Linked DNA regions of Mus musculus: region 2 is linked to region 1. The links are chromatin loops, found by intact Hi-C in ENCODE. Cell type or tissue: left cerebral cortex. All regions are shown on one strand. Links, peaks and the distances in the headings refer to the core of each region. The heading gives the core; the rest is flanking DNA. Region 1 overlaps Pyroxd1 (pyridine nucleotide-disulphide oxidoreductase domain 1). Region 2 has its middle 11 kb from the start of Gys2.

Region 1 (2,500 bases), core at 1-2,500:
ATTTTGATTGAAATTGAAATCTCTTCAGGAATACAAAGTACAAAATAAAGAGAAAAGAAAGTACATGGGGAAACATAACCACACGGAGTGCATGGGCACTCAAGTAGAGAATGCAGACACCAGACTGGATGTTGGAAAGAAATAAAGAAAATTCTTCAGATGAACTCGTTTAATGACTCATTTGCAGATGAACACTCCTCCTCTAGAGTTGACGATAAACCTTGACTCATACAAATACACCAGCTCCTCTGTTTGCCTGAACGTCAAAGTCAGGCTGCGGCCTCAGGAGGCTGCTGTCGTGATTTACTTAGAATATGCAGGCCATTCTTGCTGACACACTTGGTGCTGAGGACTGTTTTATCTGAATTATAACAGCAACTCTTCTCACTAGAAGTCATCTACATTGCTCAGCTTAAAATGTCACCCATTTGGAAAGGAGAGCCCATGTCAGCATAGTACTGCTTTAAAGGAGAGTCACGTCAGAAGACGACAGCTAGTTACAGCAAGGCGAACGGGCTTACAAAAGTTATGTGGACTTAATGTGAGATATATTACATTTAGACAACTTTACATAAAAGTTGTATTTTTCATTATTGTATAAGGTAAGCTCTGAAAATACAGCTTTATATGTATAAAACATGAAGTTGTTTCAAAAATTATAGCAGATTATAAAAATGACCCAGACATGAACATACAGAACAGTTACATTGTACAATATTACGTGACACTCAAGCATCATCAAGTTTTCTTTTCTTAGCGCCTGCGTTCTTAGAGCCAGATGGCTGAAGCCTGCTTTTAGACTTCTGGGAGTTACCTGAGCTTTGCTCTTCCCCCTTCGAATCCACTTGTTCCACCTGACGAGCTTCAGACAGTGCACCCTGCAAGAGAGTGGCCAATGGGTACCCTGGTAACTTCAGCCGTTCAGTTTGCTCACGAGCTCAGGAGTCTCAGAACCCCTGGGAATCATCAGCTCTGTCTACATTGTCTACTCAAATGTGGGCAGCTGTCCTTAATAAAAGAGGGTGTGGCTGAGGGTGAGTCCGTGCCAGCAGAGTAGGCACTCGGAAGAGCACATGCACTTCCCAGAGGCTGCCACAGCACTCAGTTAAGGGCTTGCCACCTCTGCAAAGCAGACTGTGTTTTGACATTTTTACCATAGATGTCGGAAGACAGTTCACAGAATTCGGTCCTCCTTCACTAGAGGGCAGCCTCGGCCTCAAGAACGGAGTTCAGGTTGTCAGGGCCACAGAAAGGACTTCTATTACTAAGCCGTAGTAATAGACTCCAGCAGAGACTTCTTAACCACAACAGATGCCACCCAGTATTATGAGGGAAGTATCTCGTGGGATTAAGACTTTAATCTGCAGTCTATATCATATTCCAAGTGGTTACAGCCTCCCCCACCCCCTACTCTACACTGGGCCAGTCTAAAGTCCTACACTCTTATCTGTCCAATATCAAACATAGGAAGAAAACTGACATCATTTGTGTCTAACCAAACCTAGTAAAGAACTACAGAAAAGCAGGCACACACTGAGAATGAGTAGCCAGTTACCCTAACGCTGCTCTGTGCTGACTTCTTCACTTGCATAGTGACAGCATGGGCTTCGTTGCTGAGAAGACAAGCTCTGGGTCCCACCTTCAGATAGGAGATGGTGGCGTAAGCCGTGAAGCTGTAGTCTTCTCTGGAAAAAAAAGAGCCACAGAAACTTGAAGGAGTCACAGAAAACATTTAAAACATCAATATAAAATGGACCATCTAGAGACTGCCATATCCAGGGATCCATCCCAAAATCAGCTTCCAAACGCTGACACCATTGCTTACACCAGCAAGATTTTGCTGAAAGGACCCAGATAAAGCTGTCTCTTGTGAGACTATGCCGGGGCCTAGCAAACACAGAAGTGGATGCTCACAGTCAGCTATTGGATGGATCACAGGGCCCCCAATGGAGGAGCTAGAGAAATTACCCAAGGAGCTAAAGGGATCTGCAATCCTATAGATGGAACAACAATATGAACTAACCAGTACCCCCTGAGCTCGTGTCTCTAGCTGCATATATATCAGAAGATGGCCTAGTCGGCCATCACTGGGAAGAGAGGCCCATTGGACTTGCAAACTTTATATGCCCCAGTACAGGGAGCACCAGGGCCAAGAAGTAGGAGTGGGAGGGTGGGGGAACGTGTGGGGGACTTTTGGGATAGCATTGGAAATGTAACTGAAATAAATACCTAAACACACACACACTAGACCAGCACAGACACAATCCTTAAAGGAAATCGTGGGGTTTTTTGCTTTGTTTTAACGTTTTTGACTTTGTGATCAAGGTCTAAGACTTGGGTGAACTGTTTCCTACAATGCTTCACATCAGATAACTGCAGGGCAGTTCACTCTCCTCCAGTCCAGTGGGAGAAACAGGAGGACAGAAGACAAACGGGCTGTGTACTTGAGATATTGCTGCAGGAGGGCGTGGGCGACGATTCTCTCCAGGTCTTCCCGGGG
Region 2 (10,425 bases), core at 7,780-10,279, 120 kb after region 1:
CCTGCCTCTGTCTGGAGTTCTGGGGTCATAGGTGTGCACTGTTACCATTTTGGTCTCATTTATATATTTACTTTGTCGATTTTATTGCTTTTTTAAAACAATGTCTAAATTTTAAGAATAAAGGTGTTTATTTTTATATTGTATGAAATTCTTCAAGAATTACAAAAATTATATTAAAATAAAAAGGAAAGCATTCATGATTACAGGTTTTCTGATGTAAATACTGTGAGGAAAGAGTTCCTCTTCCCTTGTTTGTAAATTGTACTGACTATTTAAATTGAAATTTAATTAATAACTTCACCCTTTGCCTTTCCTCCCTCCAGCCCTTCCCGTAGCCCCCGTACCCTTCCAAACCGATTGCCTCTTTACCCTTATTTGTTTGGTTGGTTGGTTTTTCGAGACAGGGTTTTTCTGTGTAGCCCTGGCTGTCCTGGAACTCACTCTGTAGACCAGGCTGGCCTCGAACTCAGAAATCTGCCTGCCTCTGCCTCTCAAGTGCTGGGATTAAAGGCGTGCGCCACCACTGCCCGGCTAAGTTTTTTTTGTTTGTTTGTTTGTTTTTTGTTTTTTTTTAAATAAAAGAAACACCTTGTATTTCTCTTTGTCTTTTTATTTTAAAATTCTCCTGTGCTAGTCCTTTGGCAGAACAACAACAACAACAACAACAAACCCTGCCTGTCTTTATCACTTTGTGCTTTAGTTAACTTTCCTGTTGCTGTAATAAATGACCCTGTGAAAAAAGCAGTTGAAGGGCTAGAGAGATGTAAATGCACCGTCTGCCAGCTCTAATAACATATATCCTACATCCTATCACCTACCCTGTGGTGAAAGGAAAGAACCAATGCCTACAAGTAGTCCTCTGAGCTTTACCCATATATCATTATATCATTGTATCTCTCTCTCTCTCTCTCTCTCACACACACACACACACACAGAGAGAGAGAGAGACAGACAGACAGACAGACACACACACACAAAGAGAGAGAGACACACACACAAAGAAAGAGAGAAACAGACACACACACACACACACACACACACTACACACACCAGAGAGAGATAGACAGATAGACAGACAGACAGCACACATACACACACAGCGGAAGATGTAAAAAGAAAAATTTTAAGCAACTTAATAGAGAAAGCTTCTCTTGATTCACATTCCAGGTAACAATTCATCTTGGGGATGCCAGGGCATTAGGAACTTGAGGTATTTGCCCAATCTCATTCATAGTCAGGAATTATAGCAATTACTGTATTTACCTTAAGTAGTTATTTAAATAGTTCACACCATAGGTTTTCAAAGCTCTATATACTATCAGGAGAGTCCTTTAATGCTGGGTTTGCCCCTGTAGTGACTGGGTAGCTTCTTTGGATTCTGCTCTTCAGGTCTTTGCTGCCATGTGTTCGATTCTCTCTAGGGTTAGCCAGGCCCATTGCACACCAGGCAGGGCAGGAAGCTGAGAAGCTTAGTCAGCTTCAAGTGTGTGCAGTGTGGTGATGAGTGTGCAGGCCAAGAACACACTTGGGAGCAGCTTCAGAGAGCTGGTTCACCCATGGGGGGCGCAGGAGGTTGAGGGATATTTCTGCCCCTGAGGAGGTGGCCAGGATCTTTGTGGTTGGAAGATGCTTCATCTGCATGCTCTAGAACTATAGGGTGTGTTGTGGGGGACCTTATAAGGTCAAACAAGGAGTGAAGCCTGATAACTGTCAGGGTGATGCGTTCTTATTAGGCATGGTGGTAGGGAAGCTGGCTGTAGAGCATCAGGTTGGGAGAGGGGAGGTAGTCAACTTGTGATGTCCTTATGTTTGAGGTATCCAGGTTTGAAACTCCCTCGACCCCTCCTAGGTAACTCTGGGTTATTACAGCTCCACAGGTTTTGCATAGAATTTTGTGTCTTTTTCCCTCACCATATTTTAGGGGAAGAATAATAAAAAATATTCTCCTATTAGGCAAGCCTCCAATCACCTCTCATGGGGCGGGGCGTGGGCAGGTTCCCAGCATCCACTTCCCCAAGGAAGGCAGCTGAGGGGGTTGGAGTCAGCCACTGCAGGTCAAAGGCTGCTTAATTTTGTCAATTTCTACCTTCTTTAACTCTTTGCTATTCTGTGTCCAAAAGCCTAAGGCTTCTGGCAGTTTAACTGTTGCTGATAACAGCAGGGGATTAAGAAAAAAAGGCTTAGTTACCAAGAGGTTTCGAATGAGGCAGCGAGAAAAGAAAAGGAAGAAAAGATAGTCAGGGCATGCATGCAAGACTGTATGTGTGTGTGTGTGTGTGTGTGTGTGTGTGTGTGTGTGTGTGTGTAGTCATGCGTGCGTGCACATACACACACACACACACACACTTTGGCTGTGCCCAACCACTTCTTTCATCACTTTTCACAAGTGCACATACATACTTATATACATACACATATTCCTACACACATATGTATGTACATAATATTGACATATATACATACACATACATACATAACCTGGTGGATGGAACACAGCCTCAAAAGCCCAAAAGCCATACTTTGTTCCTGTTCTCAGCTTTTTATACCTTCTTAGACAAAAGTTCTTTAGAAAATTACCTCATAGATAAAATGTTACACAAAAGGGAAGTTACAGAAGGATGTTGATAGTAAGTTCAAAGCAGTGTTACATTCTATAAGCTCATTATAAGTTCAAAGCAACAGTTTCACATGGCCTTGCTTTATCATGGTGCACACCTGTGGTTTCATCCTTGGACCTGATCTAGAATGAATGCTTTTGCTTGATCACAAATCTGTCCCAAGCCCATTTCTCTTCTTAGGGTAGTTGTGAAAGCTCATTGTGTCCCTTATTATGCAGCCTTTATCTACTATTCTATGAGGAGAGGGCACAGTCTATTCTTGATTCTAGCTTTATTACATCTTTCTCACCAAACAACTAAAACCACCTCCTTAAAATTTCTTCCTAAAATTATTTTAATCAAATTAGGAATGCCATAAAGTGATGCCATTAATTCATCTAAACAGCATTAAATCATTAAAGTTCATGTTCATGTTGATCTGCAGGAAATTTTCCCAATAGGGTAGGCTGATGTCCAGGAATAATTAGGCTATGAAATAGTGACAGGAGATGAAGTCTCAGGAGCTGTGCCTCTGCAGAGCGCACCCATCACAGCCATGCAAAACAGTGGGCCATCTCCAGGAAACTCACTTGCTTACCATAGCCTTTCTTAGATGGCCTCTGTCACCATGGGACTCTCATCCATGACCCCTAAAGTGTTCTCTGAAAAATACAGATCCAACCAGGTCCCACTCAGATTTAAAATACCAGTTGCCACTGATTCTTTTAGGTTAATAATTCTTGCCATTTCTTACCTCATAAGCTCTTGTGGCAATCTTCTATGGTTGTTTCCCTGGCCCTTCCCTTTATGTCTTTCCACGATGGCTCTTTATTTCCAGAATAGCTCACAGTCTTCTTTGACTCACAGTTCATGCACATAAGGTACTTTTTGCCATGGATAACCACCCTCCCTCAACCCTGCCGCCTATTTTAACCTTTGAGTTCATTGTAATCTCAGAGGAGAGTCTTTTGTGGCTTCCAAAGTCAGAACATTGTACCTTTTAAAGACTCTCGCTTGGTGACTTGAACATTCTCCCCCAGACCGCATTGTCTCTCATGATTTCTGCTCATAATTACCTTGCTGTGTGGTTTGTAATGGCTGCTGTTTGTAACTACTCCACTGTGTAACTATGCCACTAGTGCTTTTTCTTCCCCACTGGGCTTCCCTCATCAGCACCTGACTCATGTCCTGGTGCATAGTAAGTCCTTCACATAGAGGTACCCCAAAACCCCAAAACAAGGTTTGGTTCCTTCTGGTCACCAAGCCTGAGCGAAACGTCAACGGTCACAGGTAAAAGATAGCAAGAATTTCTTACAGGGAAAACATGGAAGGTTTGGAAACATTCAAAGTGTAGGGGAAGAAGAGGGGATGCAGAGACAAGGAGTCATCTCAGAAGACGACAGAGAACTCTTTGCCAGGCAGCACCTGAGGCCCCTTCCAGGGAAGCCCTTCCTTCGGTTCCAAGTGTTTCTTCTGTGAGTCAAGTATTTTCATCCACAATTGAGCCAGAGCAGCTGCTTCACAAATCATGAATATAGAAAGCTAATACTTGTATTTTTATTTAAATCTTAAGCTTAACTGTAGATGAAAGTAATTTTTATTTAATAGTTTTGATCTTTTGAGAATCTTAGACACAAGCATACCTTTCACCCTCCCCCCCAAAATTCATGTTGTACTTTTAAAATATTCATTTAAGTGTATGAGTGTTTTGTTTGCATGTATTTCTGCACCATGTTTATGGAGTGCCCAAGGAGGGTCGGAAGATAGCACTGGATCCTCTGGAACTGGAATTACAGACTTGTGAGCTGTGAGTATCTGGGATTGAACCAGGGTCCTCAGCAAAAGCAATGAGCGCTATTAACCAGTGAGACATCTCTCCAGTGCCCAACATTTATGTTATGATGAAACACATTAATATTACTCATTTGGAGTTAATTATGAATATAATTTTTATAAATCCAGTGAGCCTGAAAGTCTTAATACTCAAATTCTCAAACATTGCCAGCACCCCCTGCAGACTGTGAAATACCTGTGTGTGGCTGAACCACCAGTTTTGCCAAGTGACTGACCTCTGTAGTCCTAAACTCAGCATTTCCGGCAGCCTTGCCATCTAATCAGCTGTCACCAGCTCAGTATTCCCAAGTTCATATCCCACATCACACTGGGACAGTTTCCTCTTCCTCTCTGATATTATCCCCTCTGCCTAGAATAGTGTGTGTGACACATTCTACATGTGGCCAGTTCATCTTTCACCCCTCAGACTCAATGCCACCTAGAGCACAGCTTTCCTAAATTCTAGTCCTGGGGGTTTATCCTTGCGGAATCTCCGTGCTCCTTCCTGGCATATCTACAACTGTCTTTGTCATACTACACTGCCCTCAGTGCCAGCCTCTGTAAAGAGTGTGTTGTTTCCATCCTTGGGGGTCCCCATCTGCTGGCACGTAGTGTGGAGCACAGCACTCAATAGTCCAGAGGATGTTTGCGGCTATGGTCCTTTGCTTGCTCAGTGTTGTTTAGATTTTGAAATAGCAATTTTCATATTGACAGCAACTCAAAGTCCTCCCACCCCAAGCTGTGGTGGTGCTTCAGGCTAGGAGCGATATCAATTGAAAAGCCTAGCCATTTCTGTACTGAATTCTGGGATCAGAGAACCAACTGTTTAAGGTAACTTTACAGAGTGACAGGTATTTCTGATGATAGCAAAGCATGTGACCATGTGACTGGGTGACAGAGGAGGGTCCATCAGCATGCAGCAAGTGAGAGAGGGAGGGAGGAAGGGAGGGAGAGAGGGAGGAGGGAGGGAGGAGGGGAAGCATGGGCTCTAGCTGAGTGTTTGGAACGACTAGTGCAACTTCTCGCTTCATTCATTGCACTTGGAATTTAAAGACAATGTTTTAAGCTGTTCTCAATGATCCAAAGGATGATGGGAAGGTCGGGTTAAAAAAAAATAACAAGAGTGGTGGCTCTGGGATGCAATGGATAGTGCATTGGACTTTTAGTGACAGAAAAAAAAATAACAACAGGAATAAAACATTCACATTAAAACTGGATGCTATCCTAACTTAATACTCATTACAGTACAACTCATCCTCAGGATTTGCTCCATGCTTGTTGATTTATTCATGTGTATTAGTGGTTTGCCTGCATGAAGCTATGAGCACTAAGTGCTTGCTTGGAAATCAGGAGAGAACACCAAGCACCCTAGCACTGAAGTTACAGATAGTGGTGAGCTGCCAGGTAGGTGCTGAGAACCAAGTCCAGGTCTTCTGCAAGAGCAGCAGGTGCTCTTAACCACTGAGTCACCTCTCTGGCTTCTGCTATAGAATCTTACTTGTGAAATAAGGAAATGTTTCCTTATGAAACAGGAAACATTTTGGTTCCAATCTCAGTGTTCATAAACATAAACCAACTCCTCGGGAGATCCTATTCTTTCCTTTAAATGAGTTTGGGGGCCCAAATACTTTTGCGTCTTTAACATAGAAAGGACCTTTGCTACTTATTACAGCCAAGAGAGTTGAAGTGTTTGAAACGAGTCCTGTCATCGAGAGTGATTTTTAAATATATTGTTGAACTCACGAAGTATTAAGGGGACTAGAGTGGTGGTTCAGTGGTTAGGAGCACTGGCTGCTCCTCCTGAGGTTCCAGGTTTGATTCCCAGCATCCACACGGTAGCTCACGATCATCTACAACTCCAGTTCCAGCGGGATCTGCAAGCCTCTTCTGGCCTAAGTGGGCACCAGGTACACGTGTTACACAGAGGTAAAAACACTCATCAAGCTCAAGAATAAGCTTAAAACTGTTTAAAAAGTTAACATAGGAAAAAAACCTATAATTTGTCATATCTATATTAATATTACGTAACATGTAGGATTATCATTAGCTTTCTAAAGTTCAGTTCATTCTGTTAACTTTATACATACATGCTGTGTATTTTGATCATCTTCACATTCAATCTTATCTGGCTTCCACCCCCATCAAACCTCTCCTCCTGCAAGTGCTTCTCCCACTGACTGTTAATATCAAAATTCATTTTGTGACCACACAATTGAAATGTTTATCAGAAGCCTGTTTGCGGCAAGCACAGAGGCGGCACTCTTCTTCTCTCTTACCCTGGCTGTAAATTAATATTAAAGACAACAATGGGACTAGATAGAAATAATTTTAATACACTTTAAATGTTTAGGAAGAACACCCCACAGGGCCTGTTTGCAAGTGTGGAGCTAGGAGGTATGAGCTATTTTTAAGCACGGCTAAAAATATCCTGCACATTGTTCTTATACTCAGCTGATTACAATAATTCATGTCAGCAGGAATTGAAAGCAGCAGCTGTGGGCATGAGGTGGGAGACTCACTTCCAAGGCCTTCACCTTCCTTAAGGCCTAGGGGGGAGGGGGGGCAACCCTGACAACCAGCAGGGTAAACAAAGCAGAGAGAATCAGGGACTTATTCCTCAAAACCTTATGCCTGATTTTACCCCTTGTTTGGGATAAAAATTCCCCTTGTCATTTAACCCTTTGAGCCATTCCCGATTCTTTTTTTTTTTAATTTTATTTTATTTTTATTAGGTATTTTCCTCGTTTACATTTTCAATGCTATCCCAAAAGTCCGCCATACCCACCCCCCCCAATCAACTACCCACCCACTCCCCCGTTTTGGCCCTGGGGTTCCCCTGTACTGGGGCATATAAAGTTTGCAAGTCCAATGGGCCTCTCTTTGCAGTGATGGCCGACTAGGCCATCTTTTGATACATATGCAGCTAGAGTCAAGAGCTCCAGGGTACTGGTTAGTTCATAATGTTGTTCCACCTATAGGGTTGCAGTTCCCTTTAGCTCCTTGGGTAATTTCTCTAGCTCCTCCATTGGGGGCCATCTGTGACCCATCCAATAGCTGACTGTGATCATCCACTTCTGTGTTTGCTAGGCCCCACCATTCCCGATTCTTATATTTCCTAGAAAGATGTCTTTACCCAAATCTAGATTCATTTTGGAATACTGTGACATGTCTGTCTATTTGACTCTAATCCTTAGTAATGGAATTTTTCCATTTTGGAATAAATTATGCCAGTTTCTTGGGAATGTGAGAATTTGTTCCCCCTCTATCAACTAATAACATATCTTGGTTTTGACTTTGTAAAGCCTTATTTTGCTATCAGCACAAATGCATTAACAAGGAAAGGGAAAAGGAAAAGATGGCTCACACATCATTACAGAGTTTAAAGTGTAATTGAGAGCCCGTGAGATGAGTCAACAGGTAAAGATGTTTGCAGCCAAGCCTGATGACCAAGTTCAATCCCCCAGTCACACATGATAAAAGTGAACGACCAATCTGGGCAAGTTGTTCTCTGACCTCCACGCATCAACTATGGCACGCAACTCCTATAAATAAATAAGTGTAAAAGATAACTTTAAAAAGTAAATTAAAAACTTGGATTATTAGCTGGGCAGTGGTGATGCACACCTTTAATCCCAGCACTTGGGAGGCAGAGGCTGGCGGATTTCTGAGTTCGAGGCCAGCCTGGTCTACAGAGTGAATTCCAGGACAGCCAGGGCTATACAGAGAAACCGACTCAAAAAACAAAAACAAAAAAAAATTTTTTTTGACCATGTAGAGACTGCCATATCCAGGGATCCACCCCATAATCAGCATCCAGGAAGAAACCAGTTTCTTTTGTGAAAACGCAGACTTTGAACCTTAGAGATGTTTTCCCAAACTTCAAGGCAATGGAAGGATTTTCCAAATACATATACTTTTTCATTAAAAAAATTAAAGCTATTTTATATATATGGGAAGTTTTTGCCTACATATATGTTTGTAGAGCATGTATATGTCTGGTGCCTGAGGAAGCCAGAACAGAGCACTTGGATCCCCTGGGTTCGCCAGCTGTGAGCTGCCGTGTGTGTGTGTGTGTGTGTGCGTGTGCGTGTGCAGGGAATTGCCCGGCTCCTCTGAAGAGCAGCTCGAGCATCTAACCTCTGAGCCATCTCCAGTCTTCCCAGATGCATTGAAAGCGTTCATGTTCACAGACCCCTGTGTAGGGTGAGATAGTTATACATGCTTTTCCCAGCCATGCTTCAGGTTACTTATAATCCCTTCCACATTCCTAAGCGTATATTAGAAACCACTTTCTCTCATTCCACACCACCTGCTCTTCAGTACTGGCACATCACTTTGGACTAGACACTGTGTCGTTCCTATGGTAACGACATTGTGCGGCAGGTTAACAAGTCACATCCCTTCTAAATGTTACACGGTCTATATATAACGTGTGCTCCAGCTTAGTCTGATTTCCATTTAGAACTATGGCTCAGGAGCAGGGCACATATTTAGCATGAGCAACGTCAATTTAACCCCCCATATCAACAAAGACTAAGAAAAACTAAGAGGGGAAAAAAATCTACGGCCATGATCACATGCATTTGGAGAGCTATGAATCTTTCACTCTAACATCTGGACTTGTGTGCTCCAGATGTACTAAATACACAAGCAGGGCTGAGAGATGGCCCCGGCGAGCATTGCAAGGGACCTGGGTGTCATCTCCAGTACTCTCAGCCACTTTTAACTCCAGCTCCAGAGGATCCGACACCACCTTCTGACCATCAAGAGAATGCACATACATACCCACATATAGTTAAAATAGCATACTTTTTAAAAATGGTAACATAAATGTACGATGCAATTTACACAGTGTCTTCCTCAGTCCATGGATACCTCTGTCCTGTAACTCCTGCACCAGACTACACTCGATGAACACCTACTTCCTGCTCTGGCCTTTTAAATGTTCTGGCTCCAGGCTATAATTTACTTGGTTTGACACTGAACAATGTTCCAAAACTAGAGGAGCAGCTTCTGCCCCTCCTCACCCCACCCCCCACCCCTCCCCACCACCACTAACTGCCAGGGTGGTGACGTCAGTGGGAACTCCAGCAAGCAGCAGCAGCCCATTTAAACTCTAAACTGGTCCATGAAATCCAGTCTTGGAAACTCACAACTTATTATAAATTCAGCAATCACTCAGAGCTACCACAAAGAACTGGAGTGGAGATGTAACCGCTCCACTTACAGAAACAGTCTTCATACAATCATATCATTTTGGAAATGTGATTTTGAAAAAATATATAATACCTGTCTTGGCCTCACTTCCCATAACACAAACATCCTCAGAAATGCTGGCACAAGATGCAAAACCTCAATGTGTTATAAAGAAGTGTTCACTGCAGAACACAGAATGGTCGAGGGTGAGAGTTTAGAAGCCTTAGGTCTGCCCGTTCAGAAGCTGACTGCCATCTCCGGGCAATTCTCATTCCCTCATAGGAAAAGACATGCAAATCTTCAGAGCAGAGGCTTTTCATCGGCGTGACTTTGCCTTCTTCCACAGGGAACATCTGGAGAGGGCTGCAAGAATCTCTAGTGTGCTTGGAGAAGAGCTATCTATGACACCTGTCAGGTAACCATCAGGGCTGATGTTTTCTATAAACAAGCCCCATTCAGTCCACAGCATCACTAGAGCCATGATGAAAAAGTACCACCTTATATCTTACGAGACTGGAATCTTTGCAAAACATCTGCAATAGTAAATGCTACTTGTATTAGCCTCTATATGGCTAAGCCTTGTACTAAGAATTCTGTGTTATTTTCTCAATTTATACTACTTGCTAGTGACACAGCACTTACTAAGGCCCTGGATTTCAGGATCAGCATAGAAAAAGATCAATCAGAAGTAAACCACTTTTACTGAAGAGGATACCCTTGCTATCACTGTTCATGGATGAAGGAATTATGACAGCAAGCAATATGCCCAAACCACTATCAATCAACGACAGAGCTGAAT

The links. Peaks named below come from ENCODE experiments on the same cell type or tissue, not always from the same donor. Only the 100,000 strongest peaks of a DNase experiment are listed, where the experiment ranks them.
Region 2: it touches region 1 in a loop (3.0-fold over the local background); 2 of 42 quality-filtered maps call a loop at or near these places.

The regions. Positions count from the first base shown.
Region 1 is chr6:142,361,992-142,364,491 of GRCm38, forward strand. It overlaps Pyroxd1 (pyridine nucleotide-disulphide oxidoreductase domain 1), which reads left to right. Exons shown (of 12, transcript NM_183165.3): 12 at 1-633. The coding sequence ends at 11. Recql (RecQ protein-like) reads right to left here. Exons shown (of 15, transcript NM_023042.3): 13 at 2,445-2,500; 14 at 1,556-1,685; 15 at 1-878. The coding sequence ends at 729. Among named protein-coding and RNA genes, the nearest start is that of Pyroxd1, 18 kb to the left of the region's middle. In left cerebral cortex, for the core only: a CTCF peak has its summit at 1,192 (motif pointing right); a DNase peak (open chromatin) is centred at 295.
Region 2 is chr6:142,479,037-142,489,461 of GRCm38, forward strand. No RefSeq gene overlaps it. Among named protein-coding and RNA genes, the nearest start is that of Gys2, 11 kb to the left of the region's middle. In left cerebral cortex, for the core only: no CTCF peak of the experiment used is centred there; DNase peaks (open chromatin) are centred at 8,789 and 9,418.